Linked DNA regions of Homo sapiens: region 1 is linked to region 2. Evidence: read pairs that join two places in POLR2A ChIA-PET (ENCODE). Cell type or tissue: Caco-2. All regions are shown on one strand. Each heading gives the region's core, and the rest is flanking DNA. Links, peaks and the distances in the headings are about the cores only. Region 1 overlaps SCD (stearoyl-CoA desaturase). Region 2 has its middle 72 kb from the start of SLF2.

The links. ChIA-PET counts read pairs that join two places held together with the same protein. Peaks named below come from ENCODE experiments on the same cell type or tissue, not always from the same donor. Only the 100,000 strongest peaks of a DNase experiment are listed, where the experiment ranks them.
Region 1: POLR2A ChIA-PET joins it to region 2 with 10 read pairs; 2 of 35 experiments call an interaction of 5 or more read pairs at or near these places.

The regions. Positions count from the first base shown.
Region 1 is chr10:100,355,909-100,367,424 of GRCh38, forward strand. It overlaps SCD (stearoyl-CoA desaturase), which reads left to right. Exons shown (of 6, transcript NM_005063.5): 5 at 624-856; 6 at 4,826-8,918. The coding sequence ends at 5,025. Among named protein-coding and RNA genes, the nearest start is that of OLMALINC, 12 kb to the right of the region's middle. In Caco-2, for the core only: no CTCF peak of the experiment used is centred there; DNase peaks (open chromatin) are centred at 3,272 and 4,153.
Region 2 is chr10:100,834,591-100,846,833 of GRCh38, forward strand. No RefSeq gene overlaps it. Among named protein-coding and RNA genes, the nearest start is that of SLF2, 72 kb to the right of the region's middle. In Caco-2, for the core only: no CTCF peak of the experiment used is centred there; no DNase peak of the experiment used is centred there.

The DNA.
Region 1 (11,516 bases), core at 1-8,000, 480 kb before region 2:
TAGCAGAAAATGGAGGCATGACACTAAACACAGACTGAAAAAGAGTGCTGATTAGAAAGAGAAAGGAGCCCAAAGGCAGATGGGAAAACCAGCCAAGGATGGAGAGACGTCTGTTCATTAGTTTGTAGTTTGGACCTCACCTATCTTACCAATGTGGTATTATGCTCTAGTAAAAAGTCAGCGATGGCCGGGCATGGTGGCTCATGCCCGTAATCCCAGCACTTTGGGAGGCTGAGGCGGGAGGATTGCTGGAAAGTTCAGGCATTCGAGACCAGCCTGGGCAACATAGTGAGACCTCATCTCTACAAAAAATTAAAAACTAAATGGGCACGATGGTTCATGCCTGTGGTCCCAGCTACTCAGGAGGCTGGGGTGGGAGGATCTCTTGGCCCAGGAGTTCAAGGCTGTGGTGAACTAAGGTCACGCCACTGCACTCCAGCCTTGGCAACAGAGTGAGACCCTGTCAAAAAAAACAAACAAAAATAAATAAAACAATGAACTTAGAGTCAGACAAGCAATTCAACATGGAAGAAAGACAGCCCATCCCCTCCCAATTAGTGTGGAAGATCCATGTAGGTGTGGAGTCCCCCTCCATTGACCTGGTGTCTGGTCTGTCAATGTAGGTACTACAAACCTGGCTTGCTGATGATGTGCTTCATCCTGCCCACGCTTGTGCCCTGGTATTTCTGGGGTGAAACTTTTCAAAACAGTGTGTTCGTTGCCACTTTCTTGCGATATGCTGTGGTGCTTAATGCCACCTGGCTGGTGAACAGTGCTGCCCACCTCTTCGGATATCGTCCTTATGACAAGAACATTAGCCCCCGGGAGAATATCCTGGTTTCACTTGGAGCTGTGGGTAAGTCAGCTGTCCAAGTAAGACTACATCCAGTGGTCTGCTGATTAGGGGATTAGGCTAGGAGCCAGAAAAACTAGATAAATCTGTTTTTTATGGCTACTTTGTATCTCAGTTTTTCCACTATAAAATTAGGGGGCAGTATACTGGAAAACGCTTTTGAGAGTCAGGCAACATGTTTTATGTAAAAATGAAAGGATAAGAAACAAAACACAAAAAAACACTGATTTTGATTCCAGGTTCTAAAACAATTTCCAAATGCCATGTATGCTCCGGGCCCGGCGGCTCATGCCTGTAATCCCAGCACTTTGGGAGGCTGAGGCGGGCAGGTCACCTGAGGTCAGGAGTTTGAGACCAGTCTGGCCAACACGGTGAAACCCTGTTTCTATTAAAAAGCAAAACAAACAAACAAAAAAGAAAACCAAATGCCATACATGATGAGCACCTTAGAGTTTTCCTTTCTTTCATCAACTCTGGGCTGGACTGCAGTCTTGCTTGAGGCAAGGAATGCATAAATAGAACAATGGGATCATCTGAGTGGCCAGTAAGCCTGGTGTTTTATGAACTTCAAGTATGCACACAAAGTATTTTTTATCTTTCCACTCTACTCAGATATGCCTTGCTTTAAGAGTGTGCCGTGCCTTACTGTTTGGTGATGCCATTATGAAGGGCATCAAAATAACTGCTGGTGGCCCTTTACTACCACCTACCCTCTTGTCTCCTCTTGTCCTCTATTTTTCTCTCTTCTACTTCTATTCTGGGCTAGGAACATCCCTTCCCCCAACATGCCTTCAGGAATCTCCCAATAAAGCAGTGTGATCACAAGTTCCTGCTCAATTCTCTAATGTTGATCTTATCTTTTCTCTTTTCTTTCCTTTCATTTTCTTTCTTTTCTTTTCTTTTCCTTTCTTTTCTAATGAGACAGGGTCTCACCATGGTGCCCAGGCTGGTCTTGAACCCTGGGCTGAAGTGATCCTCCTGCCTCAGCCTCCCAAAGTATCTACATTTTTTTCTCTGTCCCTCTTTCCAACTGAATATAGACTTTCACCAAGGCCCTGAATGAATTTTCCTTAAATAGATCTGGCGACCTCTTCTTTCCAGTAATTGGTGCTATTGGTCATTCAATAATATCTAGACAACCACACTACTCCACACATTTAGGCAGGTCATTGCCTAACACTCATTTTCTTTTTCTCTTTAAAAATCTTCCTTTATATTCTCAACCTTAACCATCTTTATTATCTTTTAAATTGTTGTTGAGACAGTCTCACTCTGTTGCCCAGGTTTCAGTGCAGTGGTGTGATCACAGCTCACTGCAGCTATGACCTCCTGGGCTCAAGCGATCCTCGGGGTTCAGCCTCCCAAGTAACTGGGATTACAGGTGCATGCCACCATGCTTGGCTAATTTTTCTATTTTTTTGTAGAGACATGGTTTTGCCATGTTGCACAGGCTGGTCTCGAACTCCTGAGCTCAAGTGATCTTCCTGCCTTGGCCTCCCAAAGTGCTGGAATTATAATAGCCGTGAGCCACTGCGCCTGGCCTACTATGTTTATTAAAAGGATTTATTGCCTGTAATCCCAGCACTTTGGGAGGCCGAGGCGGGTGGATCATGAGGTCAGGAGATCGAGACCATCCTGGCTAACAAGGTGAAACCCCGTCTCTACTAAAAATACAAAAAAATTAGCCAGGCGCAGTGGCGGGCGCCTGTAGTCCCAGCTACTTGGGAGGCTGAGGCAGGAGAATGGCGTGAACCCGGGAAGCGGAGCTTGCAGTGAGCCGAGATTCCGCCACTGCAGTCCGCAGTCCGGCCTGGGCGACAGAGCGAGACTCCGTCTCAAAAAAAAAAAAAAAAAAAGATTTATTTGTCTAGGCGTGGTGGCTCACACCTGTAATCCCAGCACTTTGGGAAGCCAAAGTGGGTGGTTCACTTGAGGTCAGGAGTTAGAGATCAGCCAGGCCAATATGGTGAACCTCTGTCTCTACTTAAAAAAAAAAAAAAAAAAAAGTACAAAAAACTTAGCCAGGCATGGTGGCACGTGCCTGTAGTCCCAGCTACTCAGGAGGCTGAGGCAGAAGAATCGCTTGAACCCGGGAGGCAGAGGTTGCAATGAGCCGAGATTGTGCCACTGCACTCCAGCCTGGGTGACAGAGACTCCATCTCAAAAATATATAATAAAAATAAAAGCATTTTTTTTCTCTCTTTTTAACTTTCACATATCTCTTTTCAGGCACCTTCTTACCATTGTGCCTATTCTTACTTTAACCCATGATTAAAATAAATCATATACACTGTATAAATCTGAGATTATCATAGGAATGGAGTTTCTGGCATGAGATGTTTCCTGTATCGCAAATGGATCTATAATGACCTTCCCCACCTCCAGCCTCTGGGTGGCCATGAGTTCAAAGTGGCTGCCAATATCTGACCTGTTGTTGTTATCATTCACTCCTCCTTGCCTGCTGCTTTCCTCCCTTATCACCTCACCCTTTGTTCTCCTCCAGCTCTGTTTCCTGCCACCCTAATCTTTTTGTTTCTTGAATTACCTCCCCCACTGTCACATGCTCATCTTCTCTGCCAAATTAACCTTCTCCCTTGAGCCTTTCTTGGGCTGTCTCTTGCTGCCCCAGTTGCAAAGTCCTGTCTTCTTTCTACCCGTTGACCCTCTTCTTTTTTTTTCCTCCCTTGTCTCTGTGTGCATCTGATTCCATTTTAAATCTGGTAACCAAAGGCCTGGCTAGTGCTTACACACAGCCCAGCTGCAAAACCATTAATGGACATTAATAATCCTCAGTACCTTTATTCCTGGCATTCTACCCCCCTCCTCCCCAGTTCACACTGCAGATCATCAGGTGTCACAGAGAGAGGACATACCTTGAAATGCCCTAGATGATGTCATTTACTTTGCAGGACTTCCTTGCCTTGCTTCTGATTAATGTCATGACTGGTCTGTCTGAGGGTACTGTTATCTACAAAGAGCCAAATATTAGCTCTTAGTAGCTATTCTTTATCCATGCCTGATTAGGGTCAGTATTATTTTTGGCTGTGGTTCAGAAAGAAGAGTCCTGCCAAGCGTTGGCAAACTCTCTATCTGTCGAGTTTCCAAAGCTTTACACGTTAGAGAAATTGCTGTGAATCCAGAATTTGTTTGTTTTCCTCCCTCCAGCAAAGTGAAATGTTCATCCCAAGAGTCCTCAAAATCTCAGAGGTTACAGGGTATTTTTCTTCCTCAGAGAGCTTCTGTTTTATCAGCACCTCCCCCACACCAGGGTCAAAGCTCAAAAAAGTTGGAGCAGCCCCTGGGAACTGCAGTGGCTGAGGACATTCCAGCCCCTGGGCTGGCCTTTCTTCTGATCTTTGGCTGCAGGGCCCACTCTTTTGGAACCTCCCACCCCTAGAGGTGGTTCCAGTGTGGTGGGGAAAGGTGTGCTTCTTTACTCATTTTTTTAAGAGTCATAGCCAGAGTGCTTCATTCTGCAAGGACGTGCACATGCACATGCACACAGAGCCTTGAGGGCAGGGCCAAGAGTGAATTTGGAATTTTCCAACCTGATACCCATTCCCAAAAGTAGGAGCTTCTCTCTAGTCATTTTATCCTCTGAGAAACTGTCAGTTCTCCTCCCACAAGGCTCCCAGACAGCCACGGGTGACCAGGGTCTCCAATCACTCCTTAAGATGCCTTTGACTGGCTGGGCGCAGTGACTCATGACTGTAATCCTAGCACTTTGGGTGGTCAACGTGGGAGGGTTGCTTGCAACATGGCAAGACCCCGTCTCTACAAAAAAAGTAAAATAATAAAAGTAAAGATGCCTCTGAGGGGATCTGTTTGGTTCATATTAAAAGAGACTGAATTCATCCATTCAACAATAGCGAGTTTCTCCCAGGTGTGAGGTACCCTGCTAGCTAACTGGTGTGCACAAATCAAGAAAACCTCAATGCACCGTCACTCCATAACTTCTCGCTTTTGTTTCAGGTGAGGGCTTCCACAACTACCACCACTCCTTTCCCTATGACTACTCTGCCAGTGAGTACCGCTGGCACATCAACTTCACCACATTCTTCATTGATTGCATGGCCGCCCTCGGTCTGGCCTATGACCGGAAGAAAGTCTCCAAGGCCGCCATCTTGGCCAGGATTAAAAGAACCGGAGATGGAAACTACAAGAGTGGCTGAGTTTGGGGTCCCTCAGGTTCCTTTTTCAAAAACCAGCCAGGCAGAGGTTTTAATGTCTGTTTATTAACTACTGAATAATGCTACCAGGATGCTAAAGATGATGATGTTAACCCATTCCAGTACAGTATTCTTTTAAAATTCAAAAGTATTGAAAGCCAACAACTCTGCCTTTATGATGCTAAGCTGATATTATTTCTTCTCTTATCCTCTCTCTCTTCTAGGCCCATTGTCCTCCTTTTCACTTTATTGCTATCGCCCTCCTTTCCCTTATTGCCTCCCAGGCAAGCAGCTGGTCAGTCTTTGCTCAGTGTCCAGCTTCCAAAGCCTAGACAACCTTTCTGTAGCCTAAAACGAATGGTCTTTGCTCCAGATAACTCTCTTTCCTTGAGCTGTTGTGAGCTTTGAAGTAGGTGGCTTGAGCTAGAGATAAAACAGAATCTTCTGGGTAGTCCCCTGTTGATTATCTTCAGCCCAGGCTTTTGCTAGATGGAATGGAAAAGCAACTTCATTTGACACAAAGCTTCTAAAGCAGGTAAATTGTCGGGGGAGAGAGTTAGCATGTATGAATGTAAGGATGAGGGAAGCGAAGCAAGAGGAACCTCTCGCCATGATCAGACATACAGCTGCCTACCTAATGAGGACTTCAAGCCCCACCACATAGCATGCTTCCTTTCTCTCCTGGCTCGGGGTAAAAAGTGGCTGCGGTGTTTGGCAATGCTAATTCAATGCCGCAACATATAGTTGAGGCCGAGGATAAAGAAAAGACATTTTAAGTTTGTAGTAAAAGTGGTCTCTGCTGGGGAAGGGTTTTCTTTTCTTTTTTTCTTTAATAACAAGGAGATTTCTTAGTTCATATATCAAGAAGTCTTGAAGTTGGGTGTTTCCAGAATTGGTAAAAACAGCAGCTCATAGAATTTTGAGTATTCCATGAGCTGCTCATTACAGTTCTTTCCTCTTTCTGCTCTGCCATCTTCAGGATATTGGTTCTTCCCCTCATAGTAATAAGATGGCTGTGGCATTTCCAAACATCCAAAAAAAGGGAAGGATTTAAGGAGGTGAAGTCGGGTCAAAAATAAAATATATATACATATATACATTGCTTAGAACGTTAAACTATTAGAGTATTTCCCTTCCAAAGAGGGATGTTTGGAAAAAACTCTGAAGGAGAGGAGGAATTAGTTGGGATGCCAATTTCCTCTCCACTGCTGGACATGAGATGGAGAGGCTGAGGGACAGGATCTATAGGCAGCTTCTAAGAGCGAACTTCACATAGGAAGGGATCTGAGAACACGTTGCCAGGGGCTTGAGAAGGTTACTGAGTGAGTTATTGGGAGTCTTAATAAAATAAACTAGATATTAGGTCCATTCATTAATTAGTTCCAGTTTCTCCTTGAAATGAGTAAAAACTAGAAGGCTTCTCTCCACAGTGTTGTGCCCCTTCACTCATTTTTTTTTGAGGAGAAGGGGGTCTCTGTTAACATCTAGCCTAAAGTATACAACTGCCTGGGGGGCAGGGTTAGGAATCTCTTCACTACCCTGATTCTTGATTCCTGGCTCTACCCTGTCTGTCCCTTTTCTTTGACCAGATCTTTCTCTTCCCTGAACGTTTTCTTCTTTCCCTGGACAGGCAGCCTCCTTTGTGTGTATTCAGAGGCAGTGATGACTTGCTGTCCAGGCAGCTCCCTCCTGCACACAGAATGCTCAGGGTCACTGAACCACTGCTTCTCTTTTGAAAGTAGAGCTAGCTGCCACTTTCACGTGGCCTCCGCAGTGTCTCCACCTACACCCCTGTGCTCCCCTGCCACACTGATGGCTCAAGACAAGGCTGGCAAACCCTCCCAGAAACATCTCTGGCCCAGAAAGCCTCTCTCTCCCTCCCTCTCTCATGAGGCACAGCCAAGCCAAGCGCTCATGTTGAGCCAGTGGGCCAGCCACAGAGCAAAAGAGGGTTTATTTTCAGTCCCCTCTCTCTGGGTCAGAACCAGAGGGCATGCTGAATGCCCCCTGCTTACTTGGTGAGGGTGCCCCGCCTGAGTCAGTGCTCTCAGCTGGCAGTGCAATGCTTGTAGAAGTAGGAGGAAACAGTTCTCACTGGGAAGAAGCAAGGGCAAGAACCCAAGTGCCTCACCTCGAAAGGAGGCCCTGTTCCCTGGAGTCAGGGTGAACTGCAAAGCTTTGGCTGAGACCTGGGATTTGAGATACCACAAACCCTGCTGAACACAGTGTCTGTTCAGCAAACTAACCAGCATTCCCTACAGCCTAGGGCAGACAATAGTATAGAAGTCTGGAAAAAAACAAAAACAGAATTTGAGAACCTTGGACCACTCCTGTCCCTGTAGCTCAGTCATCAAAGCAGAAGTCTGGCTTTGCTCTATTAAGATTGGAAATGTACACTACCAAACACTCAGTCCACTGTTGAGCCCCAGTGCTGGAAGGGAGGAAGGCCTTTCTTCTGTGTTAATTGCGTAGAGGCTACAGGGGTTAGCCTGGACTAAAGGCATCCTTGTCTTTTGAGCTATTCACCTCAGTAGAAAAGGATCTAAGGGAAGATCACTGTAGTTTAGTTCTGTTGACCTGTGCACCTACCCCTTGGAAATGTCTGCTGGTATTTCTAATTCCACAGGTCATCAGATGCCTGCTTGATAATATATAAACAATAAAAACAACTTTCACTTCTTCCTATTGTAATCGTGTGCCATGGATCTGATCTGTACCATGACCCTACATAAGGCTGGATGGCACCTCAGGCTGAGGGCCCCAATGTATGTGTGGCTGTGGGTGTGGGTGGGAGTGTGTCTGCTGAGTAAGGAACACGATTTTCAAGATTCTAAAGCTCAATTCAAGTGACACATTAATGATAAACTCAGATCTGATCAAGAGTCCGGATTTCTAACAGTCCTTGCTTTGGGGGGTGTGCTGACAACTTAGCTCAGGTGCCTTACATCTTTTCTAATCACAGTGTTGCATATGAGCCTGCCCTCACTCCCTCTGCAGAATCCCTTTGCACCTGAGACCCTACTGAAGTGGCTGGTAGAAAAAGGGGCCTGAGTGGAGGATTATCAGTATCACGATTTGCAGGATTCCCTTCTGGGCTTCATTCTGGAAACTTTTGTTAGGGCTGCTTTTCTTAAGTGCCCACATTTGATGGAGGGTGGAAATAATTTGAATGTATTTGATTTATAAGTTTTTTTTTTTTTTTTGGGTTAAAAGATGGTTGTAGCATTTAAAATGGAAAATTTTCTCCTTGGTTTGCTAGTATCTTGGGTGTATTCTCTGTAAGTGTAGCTCAAATAGGTCATCATGAAAGGTTAAAAAAGCGAGGTGGCCATGTTATGCTGGTGGTTAAGGCCAGGGCCTCTCCAACCACTGTGCCACTGACTTGCTGTGTGACCCTGGGCAAGTCACTTAACTATAAGGTGCCTCAGTTTTCCTTCTGTTAAAATGGGGATAATAATACTGACCTACCTCAAAGGGCAGTTTTGAGGCATGACTAATGCTTTTTAGAAAGCATTTTGGGATCCTTCAGCACAGGAATTCTCAAGACCTGAGTATTTTTTATAATAGGAATGTCCACCATGAACTTGATACGTCCGTGTGTCCCAGATGCTGTCATTAGTCTATATGGTTCTCCAAGAAACTGAATGAATCCATTGGAGAAGCGGTGGATAACTAGCCAGACAAAATTTGAGAATACATAAACAACGCATTGCCACGGAAACATACAGAGGATGCCTTTTCTGTGATTGGGTGGGATTTTTTCCCTTTTTATGTGGGATATAGTAGTTACTTGTGACAAGAATAATTTTGGAATAATTTCTATTAATATCAACTCTGAAGCTAATTGTACTAATCTGAGATTGTGTTTGTTCATAATAAAAGTGAAGTGAATCTGATTGCACTGGGTCTGGGAGTTTCTTTTGGCTGTGATTCAAAGTCTTGGGATTTGTCTCTGGCTCATATCTATGTCTGTACCTTTAAGAGTATAAAAGAAGTAGAAGTTACAATGGTTGACTCATACCCCATTAACCTGCCCTGCTGTCCTAAAGGTAACTTTAGGTTAAACTCTGGGACGCAGGAAGCCAGGAGTCTGCTGCCATTAAATCAAACACATTAACACCAGCTGGCAACTTGGCCCTGGGGAAGTGCCAGGGTTCTCGGGTGTGTCACGTGGTCGGTCACATAGACCTAAGATAAAGACACTGGGAGAGGAAAAGACCAGCAGGAGAAGCGCTCCCTGGGAAAGCAGTTTTTTGCTCTTGCCCAGGCTGGAGTGCAATGGTGTGATCTGGGCTCACTGCAAATTCTGCCTCTTGGATTCAAGCATTCTCCTGACTCAGCCTCCCAAGTAGCTGGGATTACAGGCACATGTCACCATGTCCGGCTAATTATGTATTTTTAGTAGAGATGGGGTTTCACCATGTTGGTCAGGCTGGTCTCGAACTCCTGACCTCAGATGATCCACCTGCCTCGGCCTCCCAAAGTGCTGGGATTACAGGTGTGAGCCACTGCGCCCAGCCAAAAGCAGTTCTTTACCTTGCAACCCAGGCTGGGCAGTCCAGCTTTTTCCTGTTTCTGAAAAGTAGTCACCTCTAGGGAATAAAATGGCTTCTTGAGAATGCTGATATGCACAGCAGAAGGAAGAAAGGAAAACCAATCCAAGGAACGGCTTGTATGTTCCTGGAGCAGAGGGCTTCATGCTCACAGGTGCACAAAGTGGAAACGGTTTTGGTTTTTGGTTTTTCCTTTTAGCTTTTAATACTTTTAAAATTATTTTTCTTGAAACCGGGTCTTCCTCTGTTGCCCAGGCTGGAGTGCAGTGGTGTGATTGCAGCTCACTGTAGCCTCAAACTCCTGGGCATAAGTGATCCTTCTGCCTCAGCCTCCGAGTAGCTGAGACTACAGGCATGCATCATCACGCCTGGCTAATTTTTTTTAGTTTTATTTTTGAAGAGGCCGGTCTCACTATGTTGGTCAGGGTGGTCTCAAACTCCTGGGCTCAAGCGATCCTCCCAAAGTGCTCGGATTACAGGCATGAGCCACCACACCCAGCCTAGCTTTTACTATATTTTATCTGATAATCCTTTTATGGAAAAAAGAAGGGCAGACTCTTTTACAGTTTGAAGAAGCTCCATATTCCATCAGGAGCCATCTTGAGCAATACCTGGGTTTCTAAGAGCTCCCCAGAGCCAGTTCTCCAGCTCACCTTGCTTTCTAATCTAAGGTTGCCCTCACCTTGGACAAGAAGCACGAGTCCCTCAGAGTAATTCAGAGTATCCAAACTCAAAAGTCTATGTACATGGAGGCCTTGCTAGACCTTAATGGTGACATTTTCATCAATATCCGGTTTTCTGCCATGAGTCCCTATCCCTCTTTTTCTTAACATATTCAAGCCAGAATATTTTTTCAGCCATTCTGTAACTGCACAGTTTCTTCCAAGTCTCTACTTTGTCTCCCATTAACTAGGATCCAATATATTTATGTATTTATTTATTTTAATTTTTGAGACGGAGTCCCCCTCTGTCACCCAGCCTGGAGTGCAGTGGTGCGATCTCACCCCACTGCAACCTCTGCCTCCTGTGTTCAAGCGAGTCTTGTGCCTCAGCCTCCCGAGTAGCTGAGATTACAGGTGCCCGCCACCACACCCAGCTAATTTTTGTATTTTTAGTAGAGACGGGGTTTTGCCAAGTTGGCCAGGCTGGTCTCGAACTCCTGACCTCAGGTGATTCACCCACCTCGGCCTCCCAAACTGCTGGGATTATAGATGTGAGCCACTGCACCCAGCCTCAATTTATACAATTTATCCTCACTGTTCTCTTTGCTGCTTTCTGTTTCGTTTTTGTCTTTTGTTTCAGACAGTGTCCTGTTCTGTCACCCAGGCTGGAGTGCAGTGGTGCAATCATGGCTCACTGCAGCATTGAACTACTGGGATCAAGCGATCCTCCTGCCTCAACCTCCCAAGTAACTGGGACTACAGGTGCACACCACCACATGTGGCCTTTGCTACTTTCTTATTTCCTCTTATTTCACAATTGGCTGAGCTCCCTCTGATTAAACACACCTCCATGCTTCCTCCAGGAATCTGTATTTTGCATATCTGTTATTTCATCTGGGGCTGTTTTCTTATTATTAGCTGCAAAAGTTCCAAAGAGGAAGAAGAAAAAAGATATATCAGAGAGGTGGAAAAGAGTTGATCAACATGGTCAACTGAATTCAAGACAGAGAAGGAACATGTGATGAGCTTACCTGAAAGGGTGATTTGTAGAGTAAGAGCTCTTAGGGGGACAAAGTAATGAACCCTGATTTTGATATGTTTCATATGGGAAGGTATAAGGAAGTTAAGGTTCTGTTTAGGAATCAAGATTAACCGTGGGGCAAAAGGACAAAAAATAGATTAAGGTAATAATGGAGAACAGCATAGAAATGAAATTCCCAATGCCCAAATGGCCACCAGTTTTTTCACGTTTCCCTAGAAGAACCAAGATAGTTCCTAA
Region 2 (12,243 bases), core at 2,365-10,364:
TTTCAAATATTTGGAAAGGAGGAGAACAGGAGAGGGGCCTGGGGATTGTATGGTCTGTGAGCTCAAGAGAAGGTTCTTTTTGGCCGAGGGCTGTGTGGACAAGCCTGTGGTTGAGGCAGAGGGTGGAAGGCAGGGATGTGAAGAGAAGCTGCTCATGATGGACATGAGGGGCCTGAAAGAATGGGGTGGAGGCATGTGGGGAGGGGTGGAGAGGAACCAGAAAATTCTGCTTGGGAGAGGAAGGTCTTGAAGGGACAGGGTCCACTAGATTTGCTCAGAAAGATTGTAGGAGCCACAGCTGCTGTCTGCTGAGAGTGAGGGGAGCAGGACTGGATCCTGCCTTGAGCGGGTAGAGAATTTTGGAAGAATCTCTTCTGGGGATTCAGAAGGAAGTTGTGAGGGCAGCAGGAGCACATGGCCAACAGCAGCAGGGAGAGCTCACACTGTGGGGAGGTCCTGGGCTCCATCCTTCAAGACACAGAAGCCAGGCCCCCAAGATTACACTGCCCCCACTCCCAAACTCCATCCACATCTCCCTTCTCCAAGGGGCCTCCCTAGCTGACTGGACCCCGGCAGAACCTTGAGCCCATGCTCACAGTCTGATCTCTGTGACTGTTCATCCTCAAGTGCCCAGGTGTAGCCTCAGCTGCCTTATGTGAGAAAGCCACCACCTGCACCCCAAAGAATTCCCACCATGCAACCTAGAGGCAGAAGAAAAACCATGTGTGTACGGAGGCATCTCCACACTGAAGGCAAAAGGGACCCACAAGAGAGTCACAAGGCTGGCTCACAAGGTCACTATGTGACCTTCAACAGACCTCACTCTCTCTGTGCCTCAGTTTCCTTGTGTGTAAAACCAGATGACCACTAGGGCTCCTTCCCACTTGGACATTCTAGGCTTCCATAGTTCTAGACTGTAGGTGCTCAGGCAATCTCTGTGGCCAGAAGGAGTTCGAGTAAGCTCTGTAGAGGTGAGGTGGGTGCACTCAGATGGGGAAGGGGATGGGGGAAAGCTCTTTAATCTACAGAAGGAGGAGGCATGGATTTATTTATTGCTGCCACCTTCCCCATCTGAGAGTTAGGACTGCCTTTTCCTATCTCTCTTCCCACTCTCTGCCCAGAGGTCTCTGGGGTGGGTCTCTGTAAGCATTGAGGCAGATGAATGGTGATCTAAGGGGACCCCTGAGGGTGCAGGGTAGGGCACTAGGGGAGGGAGACAAAGGAAGCTGCTCTTTGGGGCCCAGAACATTTCCAGCCTCCCCCCACACCTCTGCATGACCAAACCATTCCAATACCCTAATTAGCCAGTCCCTTAGGCCCCTGTTAGCCAGGCCGGCTGAGCGCCCAACTCCCTGGGGACCAGCCCCTTTACCCCGCAGACTAATCAGTTCTTCACTCTGAGTGCATGAGCGTCCTCATCACACACGCATGCGCACACACACACATACTCTCCCTTATTCTCACCCAGAACCCCAGGCCCCATTCCAGCCTTATGAGTGTTAATGTAGGGTGGTGCTGCATTTCCCCAGTGACCATATCCCCATTTGGGTTGATTGAAGAGTTAGAGAGACCGGACAAAGTTTGGGGGCTCCTCTCCAATTTGGGGTTTTCTCTTAAACTTGTGAGGTCAGGATGTGTAGCCAAGGATGAAGCCACAATTGGGGTGTTCTATGGTACCCCAAGCCCTTGCATTGGTACCATCTAGGGTCAATATTCACCCCAACTCAAACCCCCTCCTCCCCCTCATCCCGTCCCCCCTAGTCCATATCCCCACCCCCTACCCCCAACACCCGCACTGTCAGCCCAAACACATGATAAATTGCCCTGTCAACAGAATTCATTCAGGGACCAATTAATTCCACAGAAATGAACCAGGAGCCATCAGTTGCTGAAAAACTCAGAGTGCAGGGGGCGGAGGAGGGGGTACAGGCAGGGGGTGGGCAGCAGGGGAGGGGATGGGGAGGTTGGGGAAGTTAGTCTGACAGAAATTGGTCATTTAATGCTTAAGTGCACGCTAGACAGCCCTGTCATCGCCCGCGGCCCCCGTGCGGGATTAATTATCGGAGGAGGAGAGGGCAGCCCAGCCCAACCTAGCCGTCTGTCACCAACCAATGCTGGAGTCACCCAAGCCTTGGGCCACCCTGGGTCCCCTTCCAAGCCTCCAGGCCTCCTGCTCCTCTGACTTTCAGGTCCCCCCAGATCCCAGTCGTAGGCCCAACCTCCTATCTTGGCCCCTCAGCCACATTTAGTCATGGCCTTGCCATCAGCTAGTCCAACCAGGAAGACTTCTTCAACCCCTTGACTGGGTGAGGCCCAAACTCCCCACACTCCCCTGTCATTATTCTCAAACATCCTAGGTGAACATGTGTGCAGAACCCAAGGCACAATTTTGTCCCATCCATTGATCCTAATCTGAGAGAACAGCACCATCATCCACTCCATGGCTCAAGCCAGAATCCCATCATTATCCTTGACTCCTCCCACTCCCTCATCTCTCCCATCCAATCAAAATCCAAATCCTGAGAGTTCAGCCTCCTGTAAATACATCACATCTGGTCCACTTGCTTCTAGCTCTCTGCCACCAGTCAAGGCTGAGCCATCATCTGCTCTGCCTGCTCTCCTGATTCAGGCTCTTGCTTGTGGCTAATGTTATTTTTTTTTTAATGCAAATAACATCCTGCTGCACTGCCTCCCTCCCTGATACTAACATCCAGCTTAACACTCTTCTGGGGATCATCATGGGCCTGCAAGAGATCAAGTTCAAACCCTTGACTTACAAGCCACGAAGCTTCAGCCTGTGCCCTGGCCTTGCCTCCAGCATGCTCCTTTGCTCTCTGCTCCAGCCCCACTGCCCCTCCCTTCTGACCTTTGCACAGGCTGTTCTCTCAGCATGAAGTACTCCTACCCTGCAATCCCCACGTTCACTTGACTAACTCCTGATGATCCTTAAGATCGCAGATTAAATGTCACCTCCACCAGGAAGCCCTCCCTGACTGCTTGATATGCTTTTACAGCTCCTCAAATTTTTTCATTCATCAACATGTCATCTGGCAAGTACTTGTGCATTATCTGTCTTTCCACAAAAATGTTAAGTTTCACAAGAGTGGAGTCAATGTCTTTTTTCTCAGAGCCTGGCATTTAATGGATACCAGAATAAATGTACTGAATGAAGAATTGCCTAGCCCTGTCTTGGCTCTCCCCCTTGTCTGAGGCCAAGTTCCCCAGTGTCAGAACTCTCTTGATAGCCCAAGACAAGCTGGGTTGGCTAGAGGCTGAGAAACCCTCAGAGAATATTTGTGAGCCCATCAAACTGACCCAAATCAGCTGTGCCTTGTGGGCTCAGACGAGGGAGAGGCTGCTGAGGGCTGCAGAGTAGAATGGCAGAGAGAATGGTTAGGAGGACTTCCCAGAAGAGTAGGGAAGTGGGGTCTGAAAGAAGCAGGCTCTGTGCAAACATGGGCTGGCTGAAGCATGGGGTTGTTCAAGGGAGAAGTAATAGTTGGAAATATTGGGTAATAGTTGGAAAGGGAACTTTCCAAAACTGATACTCATATATTTGCTGGAGGTTGAACTGACAAGACTTGGGTACTGACTGGATGAGAGAGATGAGGGCCAGGGAGACCAGTTTGTGAAGGGCAATCAATGCCAGACTGTTTGACCATTTTCCTATCCTTAACTGGGGGGAGGGCACTGACTACTTCTAAGGTGACCTGATGCAAAGTTTTATTTACAAGTTAATTCTAGCTGCCAGACAAGGTGGTTGAAGGGAAAGTTTGAGGCAGGGAGACTATTAGAAGGCTAGTGCAATGATGAGATGGGGGATGAAATGGAGTGAGAGTGAGAGAGAGAGAGAGATGCAGGTTGACCTGTGGAAGGAAGATCTGTGATAAGGAAGTCTCCCTGAGGGACAGAGGGGGACAGGTAAGCTGGGTGGGCTCCATCTCCAAGTGTCTGGCCCAAGAAGGCCTGGTGGTAGCCTCACTGAGGTAGCATATCTGGACTTGGCTGCCAATTGGTTATGAAGGTGAGGAGGAGAGATAGGGCAAAGATGATTGCCTCCAAGGGTGTTCCAAGAGCCTGGCAGCTGATGGGCCACCAGCAGAGGTAAGAAGAGACGCTAACTTGGGGCTAGAGATCATGACATGCCTTTGCATATTGAGTATTTGTGCCTGAGTTTGACATGCCAGGGCATGATGGCCAATAGACAGAATTACAGGGAAGTAGCTCAGGGGAGTAAATTGGCCTCTGGATGTAGAATGGGGAGATATACCCTCCTGCCCCACTCTCCTAGTCTCCAGTTTTGCATTGCAGTTTGGATGGGCCAATTTAATTCTGTAACAAAGTAACAGTATAGTATTAACCCAAAATAATCCTATAATACCATAGCACAGTAAAGATGATGTATCACTGCCAAGATACAAGTGATAGTGTAGTGTAGGGCTGTAACGATGTAATCCAAAAACAGTATAACCATATGGCAATTTGCTACTGTCAGCCAGGAAATGATGGGTCGGTGCACTATAGGTTAACAGTACTGGGCTATAATGAGGTAACCATGTAATCAGTGATATTGTAGTGTTGAAATGACTGTAACAAGGCACACAACCCAGCAACTTGATATGACAATCTGACAGTGTAATTGTGTTAACTTAGTAATGGTTACCGATATAATGATGCAATCACATGATGGCAGAGTGTGGTAATGATGTCACATGATCATAAAACCTCAAAGGCAGTGGAAGGGAAGAGGATGGAGCTCTTAACCTAAGCCCCAGGGCTCTGAGAATAGAGTAAGAAAGCCCTTTCCAAGTTTAAAAGGAAGCTTCCTCAGGATGCTGCAGAGGCTGGAAGAAGCTTCTGGAAGGATGTTGCAGCCTGGGATAGGAAAGAGCTCAGCCGAGAAAGAAAACTGGGGGCTGGGCACAGTGGCTGACGCCTGTAACCCCAGTACTTTGGAAGGCTGAGGCAGGTGGATCACTTGAGATCAGGAGTTCAAGATCAGCCTGGCCAAACATGGTGAAATCCTGTCTCTACTAAAAAATACAAAAATTAGCCAGGTGTGGTGGTGCACGCCTGTAATCCCAGCTACTCAGGAGGCTGAGGCACTAGAATCACTTAACTCAGGAGGCGGAGGTTACAGTAAGCCGAGTTCGTGCCATTGCACTCTAGCCTAGGTGACAGAGTGAGTGAGACTCTAAAAACAAAAAAAAAGGAAGGAAGGAAGGAAGGAAGGAAGGAAGGAAGGGAGGGAGGGAGGGAGGGAGGGAGGGAGGAAGGGAAGGAAGGAAGGAGAAAGGAAAGGAAAGGGAAGGGAAGGGGAAAAGAAAAGAAGGAAGGCAAGAAGTGGTGGTGGCTTTGCAGAACAGGACATAGCTCTGTTAGGCTGGCCAGGATCAAAGCAAGCCAGCCCCCAACTGTGGATACTATCTGAGCAGCCCTGACCCCTTTCAGTGCTCTTGACTGTTCACTTAGCCTGAGAGGTGTCTGCTCCTTCAGGAGCTGAAATAGGGCAAATCATATTCAGTACTTGTAAGATTCTTGGAATCATCACATTGACAAGAATATAAAAGAAAACCCAGAGTAACACAATTGAAAACAACTCACATATCTGATCTTTACTATGTGCTGGGCACTGTTCTTCTGCAGATTATTCACCATAACCCAAGGAAGAAGGTTTTATCTTATTCGTTTTACAGATGAAGACAATGAGACCCAGAGAGATTAAACATATTTGTCTAAAGTCACATAGCAAGTAAAGGGCAGAGCTGGAATTCAGACTCAGATCCACATCTGCCTTTAAAGCACATTCTTGCTCTTGTCATTGGGTATCTGCTTTTAGAAGTGTGTGACAAACCAGTGAGAAAAAAACCAGGGAGCAGGTTGAGCCAAAGGATAAACAAGTGACATATTCCTAGACATACATTTTTTAAAAGGTCAATATTAAGGTGGATTAAAATGTGTGTAATGGGCAAGTGTTTAAGAAAGAAAGGATGGATATGAATATATATTCTTATTTGCTTACATTTCTTGAAATGAAAAGATAAACAAAATATTTTAAAAATAATTATTGGAGAAAGGAGGAAACAAAGTGAAGAGGATGGGGTAGAAGGTAGACATCACTGAGTATAAATTTTCAATAGATTTTTAAAAATAGATTAAAACCATATAGATACTTTATATAATAACACAATAAAATCAAGTATGTAAATAAGTAATCCATAAAAAATCAAAAGCAAAATGAAACAAATGAACTTATCTACTAAGTTGGTATTATAATCACATAGATAAACTATTTCAAGTAATTTAAAATCCAGTAATTGACTCTACATACATCCCTAGTGGGATATACACTAATAAAGCCAATAAGTAATGAGATTGATGTTCTTAGAGTTTTTTGGTAAGGGAGAAATAAACAAACAAAAACAGATGGAAGATCAGTGGTGATTAGTAAAATCCCCATAGTCTTGCATTTGATTTGGAAGTATCAGTAATAACTGTTGATGTATTTTATCTTTAAAAAATGTATTTCATGGCTTTATGCATTGAAAAAGACAAGAAACCAACCAACTCAGTAGCAATAAGCACCTCTAGTCTCCAGACTGTGGTCTTTAAATACCATTTTGCATTAAAAAGAACCAGGGCTCTTTGGGGGAAATGAAAAATTTCAGATCTGAAACAGGACATGTACAAGATCATTCTGGAAATCTTATACCAGAAAGCGAGGAAGCTATGAAAGACTACTAGGGTCATTTCAAAAGGACTTGTGCACTAATTACAGGCTCCCATTTGCCAAAGATGATACAATTGAGCATCAGTGTTTATAATAACTGCAATTGATTGAAACTCATCTAATAAATTTAAATCCATGAATAATCATTATACTTAAAAGAAAAACCTTACTAATCTTCTTTGAAGGATGGTAGAGAGCCAACTCATAATTTGGTAAACTGATCGAAAAAAAAAACCAAGCATTTCTACTGCCTTTCTTATATGAGCTATATATACCTTGGGTTGAATCCAGGAGGCCGAGGTTGCAGTGAGCCAAGATCACGCCACTGTACTCCAGCCTGGGCAACAGGGAGAGACTCTATCTTAAATAAATAAATAAATAAATAAATAAATAAATAAATAAATAAAGTGATATTTCAAAAAAAATCTAATCTAAATCTAATCAAGCCTATAGATGTAACTACTATCTTGCAGAAAATACTGTGAGCAGAGGAACCTCAAGGATGCAATCCAAAAACTCCAGGTTATGGGTAAATATCCTGGCTTCCTCAATTAAAAAATTGAAAGAGAGAAAAAAATGGATAGACTAAAACAGACTTGAGAGATATATCAACTAATTGCATTATATTTGAATCTTGCAAGTAATTAAAAGGAGGAGAAGGAGCAGGAAGAGGAGGAAGAGAAAGAAGAGTAGAAGATGTTATGAGGCAATCAGGGACATGTAAGCACTGCATTAACTGGACACTATTAAGTTTTTAGATGTGCTAGTGATATTATGGTTATTTTAAAGTCATTTACTTTAAAAATATAAACTGAAATATTTATAAATTAAATGATGTGATATCTTGGATTTGCTATCAAATAATCTAGGGGGTAGAGTTGGCTGAGGAATATATAGAATAAGACTGGCCATAAATTGATAACCGTTGGAGCTGGGTTCATTATACTCCTCTCTACTTTTATATATGTTTGAAGTTTTCAATGTTTAACCCATGTTATATTGAAATGAGCTGGTTAAATTTGGGGAGTAGCTATCTCCCCCATCTTGAACTTCAGAAAGCTGGCAGCTGTCTTCCATTGTTCAGCCCTCCAAGCTGGAAACTGAACAAACTGACCAGCCCCCCAAAAAAGACCTCTAAATACTGACAATCAGAGTCCCCCCACAAAACATCCGGGTCTCCAACTGATCATTCTTCAGTGATGTCCACTAATCAACAGGTCCTAAAATTAGCACAGAGCTTTCAAGCGGTCATTTAGTGCCCTACCTTTGTGTATTGATGGACAGGAAAAGATGCTAATGATTTAGGACAAGTTTCTAACATAAAAGATAAAGACCAGGCCGGGCACAGTGGCTCACGCCCCTAATCCCAGCACTTTGGGAGGCCAAGGTGGGTGGATGACCTGAGGTCAGGAGTTCGAGACCAGCCTGGCCATCTTGGTGAAACTCCGTCTCTACTAAAAATACAAAAATTAGCCAGGCGTGGTGGCAGGTGACTGTAATTCCAGCTACTCAGGAGGCTGAGGCAGAAGAATTGCTTGAACCCAGGAGGCGGAGCTTGCATTGAGCTGAGATTGAGCTACTGCACTCCAGCCTGGGTAACAGAGCAAGACTCCATCTCAAAAAAAAATTTACACACTTATATACATAAATGTGATATATTGATTGATTTTTACCCCAAATTGTGATATAAATATATTGGGCCAAAGACAAAATGATTATAGGTGGTGACATAAGAGATCCCAATCCTCATCTTCTATAATAATTAGTTAATAGCTGGGCATGGTGATACATGCCTGTAATCCCAGCTACTCAGGAGGCTGAGGCATGAGAATCACTTGAACTCAGGAGGTGGAGGTTGCCGTGAGCCGAGATTGCACCACTGCACTACAGCCTGGATGACAGAAACTCCATCTCAAGAAAAAAAAAGAACTTGAAAGTATCAAAGAATATTCAGAGAAGAGAAGAAAGCTTAAAAAAACAAACAAACCTGCAATTAATAACCTCAGAGAGGTATAAGAAACACATCCATGAAAAAAAGACAGGGTGTGGTTTGTTTTGTTTTGTTTTTTTCTGAGACAGAGTCTCGCTCTGTTGCCCGGGCTGGAGTGCAGTAGTGTGATCTCAACTCACTGCAGCCTCTGCCTCCCGGGTTTAAGCAATTCTCCTGCCTCAGCCTCCCGAGTAGCTGGGACTACAGGCGCGTGCCACCATGCCCGGCTAATTTTTTGTGTTTTTAGTAGAGACGGGGTTTCACCGTGTTGGCCAGGCTGGTCTCAATCTCCTTACCTCGTGATCCACCTGCCTCGGCCTCCCAGAGTGCTGGGATTACAGGTGTGAGCAACCTCACCTGGCCAGGGTGTGTTTTTAAGGTATATTCAGAGAATAATAATTGTTAAAATTCCTGAATATTTATAGATATATGTACACATAATACATATGATATCTATAATATTAGAGATAAAGTGAAAAGTCAAAAATAGCAATATAAGCATGATATGGCCACAGAAGTAGGGAAGTACATATCAGAAGATGTAACTAATCATTTTCAAAAAGGTTGCCTATAGGGACTTAATAGAAGACAACTATAACCTTGTATTTGGTTGCTTTTTGAGCTATGTAAATACAGTTGACCCTTGAACAACATAGGTTTGAACTGCATGGATCCATTTATATGCAGAATTTTTCCAAAAAAGTTACACTGAATGTGCTTGCCTTTCCTGCCTCCTGTTCTGCGTCCTCCACATCTTTGACCTCTGCCACCCCGAGACAGCAAGACCAACCCCTTTCCTCCCTCCTTCTCCTCAGCCTACTCAGTGTGAAGGCAACGAGGATGAAGACTTTTATGACGGTCCACTTCCACTTATTGAATAGTAAGTATATTTTCTCTTCCTCATGATTTTCTTAATAGCATTTTCTTTTTTCTAGCTTACTTTATTGTAAGAATACAGTATATAATACATATAACACACAGAATATGTGTTAATCGACAGTTTGTTATTGGTAAGCCTTCTGGGCAACAGTAGGCTATTCGTAGTTAAGTTTTGGGAGAGTCAAAAGTTATACATAGATTTTTTTTTTTAATTATTTATGTCCATAGATTTTGGGGGAACAGGTGCTATTTGGTTACATGAGTAAGTTTCTTTAGTGGTGATTTGTGAGATTTTGGTGCACCCATCACTCGAGCAGTGTACACTGAACCCAATGTGTAGTCTTTTACCCCTCACCCCTTCTCACCCTTTGCCCCTGAGTCCCCAAAGTCCACTGTATAATTCTTATGCGTTTGCATCCTCATAGCTTAGCTCCCACCTATGAGTGAGAACATACAACGTTTGGTTTTCCATTCCTGAGTTACTCACTTAGAATAATAGTCTCCAATCCCATCCAGGTTGCTGCAAATGCTGTTAATTCATTTCTTTTTATGGCTGAGCAGTATTCCGTCATATATGTACCACAGTTTCTTTATCCATTCGTTGATTGGTGGGCATTTGAGTTGGTTCCACATTTTTGCAATTGTGAATTGTGCTGCTATAAACATGTGTGTGCAAGTACCTTTTTCAACAATGACTTCTTTTCCTCTGGGTAGATACCCAGTTGTGGGATTTCTGAGTCAAATGGTAGTTCTACTTTTAGTTCTTTAAGGAATCTCCACACTGTTTTCCATAGTGGTTGTACTAGTTTACGTTCCCACCAACAGTGTAGAAGTGTTCCCTTTTCACCTTATCCATGCCAACATCTATTTTTTAAATTTTTTTTATTATGGCCATTCTTGTGGAAGTAAGGTGGTATCATATAGTGGTTTTGATTTGCATTTCCTTGATCATTAGTGATGTTGAGCATTTTTTTCATGTTTTTTGGCCATTTGAAAAGTTACACATGGATTTTCAACTACATCATGGGTCCGCACTCCAGCCCCTGCAGTGTTCAATGGTCAACTGTATATAACTTTTTTTTTTTTGAGGCAGGGTCACAATCATGGCTCACTGAAGCCTTAACCTCATGGGTTCAAGTGTTCTTCTTGCCTCATCCTCCCAAGTAGCTGGGACTACAGCGACACACCACCACGCCTGGCTAAGTTTTTGATTTTTTGTAGAGATGAGGTCTTGCTATATTGCCCAGGCTGGTCTCAAACTCTTGGGCTCAACCCATCCTCCCGCCTCAGCCTCCCAAAGTACTGGGATTACAGGTGTGAGCTACCACTCGCAGCCAACTATATTTAACTTTTATTTATTTATTTTTATTTTATTTTTATTTTTTATATATTTTTTTTGGAGACAGAGTTTCACTCTGTTATCCAGGCTGGAGTGCAGTGCTGCCATCTTGGCTCACTGCAACCCACCTTCCAGGTTCAAGAGATTCTCCTGCCTCAGCCTCCTGAGTAGCTGGGTACAGGAGCCCGCCACAATGCCTGGCTAATTTTTTTTGTATTTTTAGTAGAGACAGGGTTTCGCCATGTTAGCCAGGCTGGTCTCAAACTCCTGACCTCAGGTGATCTGACCTCGGCCTCCCAAAGTGCTGGGATTACAGGCATGAGCCACCACGCCTGGCCTATATTTAACTTTTAATGAAAAATTCAAACATACACAAAAGTGAGAAAATAGTACAATGAACTCTCATATTCTAATCCCTCAGAATTAGCAATTTATCAAAATTTTGCCACACTTGCTTCATGTAAGTACATTACTTTAAATTTTTTAGAAAATTTTTTAAAATTTTAGAAATATACACAATAAATTAATAATATGGCTACCTCTGAAACATATGACTGATATAGAGATGGGAGAGGTGAGGAAAAGAGCTTTTTTCCTTTTTAAACAGTTTTATTTTTATTTTTATCTTACAAACTTATGCCATGCGCTGCTCTAAACACTTTACACTCATTTAATCCTCATAGCAAATCGATGAAGTGTGTGCTAGTTTTATTCTTATTTGATAGAAGAGAGCTGTTTATCATTTGAATTTTTTTCAGTGAGCAGATATTCCTTTTTAAATATTTATTTATGTGTTTGTTTTAGAGACAGGGTCTCCGTCTGTTGCCCAAGATTCACTGTAACCTCAAACTCCTGTGTTTAAGGGATTCTCCCACTTTAGTCTCCCAAGTAGCTGGGACTACAGGCAGGGGCCACCATGCCTGGCCAATTTTAATTTTTTTTTTTTTTTAGAGATGGGGGTCTCACTATGTTGCCCAGGTTGGTATTGAACTCCTCTCTTCAAGTGATCCTCCAGTCTTGACCTGTAAATAATAATTTTTTAAAAGATAATGGACTATAAAAACAAGTTTCCTGACTCATATATAATACATAATAACTCTTTGGTTATTTCTTCTCCAGTATATAAAGTCCCAGTCCCAAAGATGCCTCCAAGGTAGAATGATGCATTCTCGTTATTAATAACACTTTCACTCCCAATCTGTCCCAGTTTAGGTAATAACTTGAATGACCACCCTACTTTAAGGCTTGTGTTTAGGGCTGGACGCAGTGGTGCACGTCTGTAATCCCAGCACTTTGGGAGGCCAA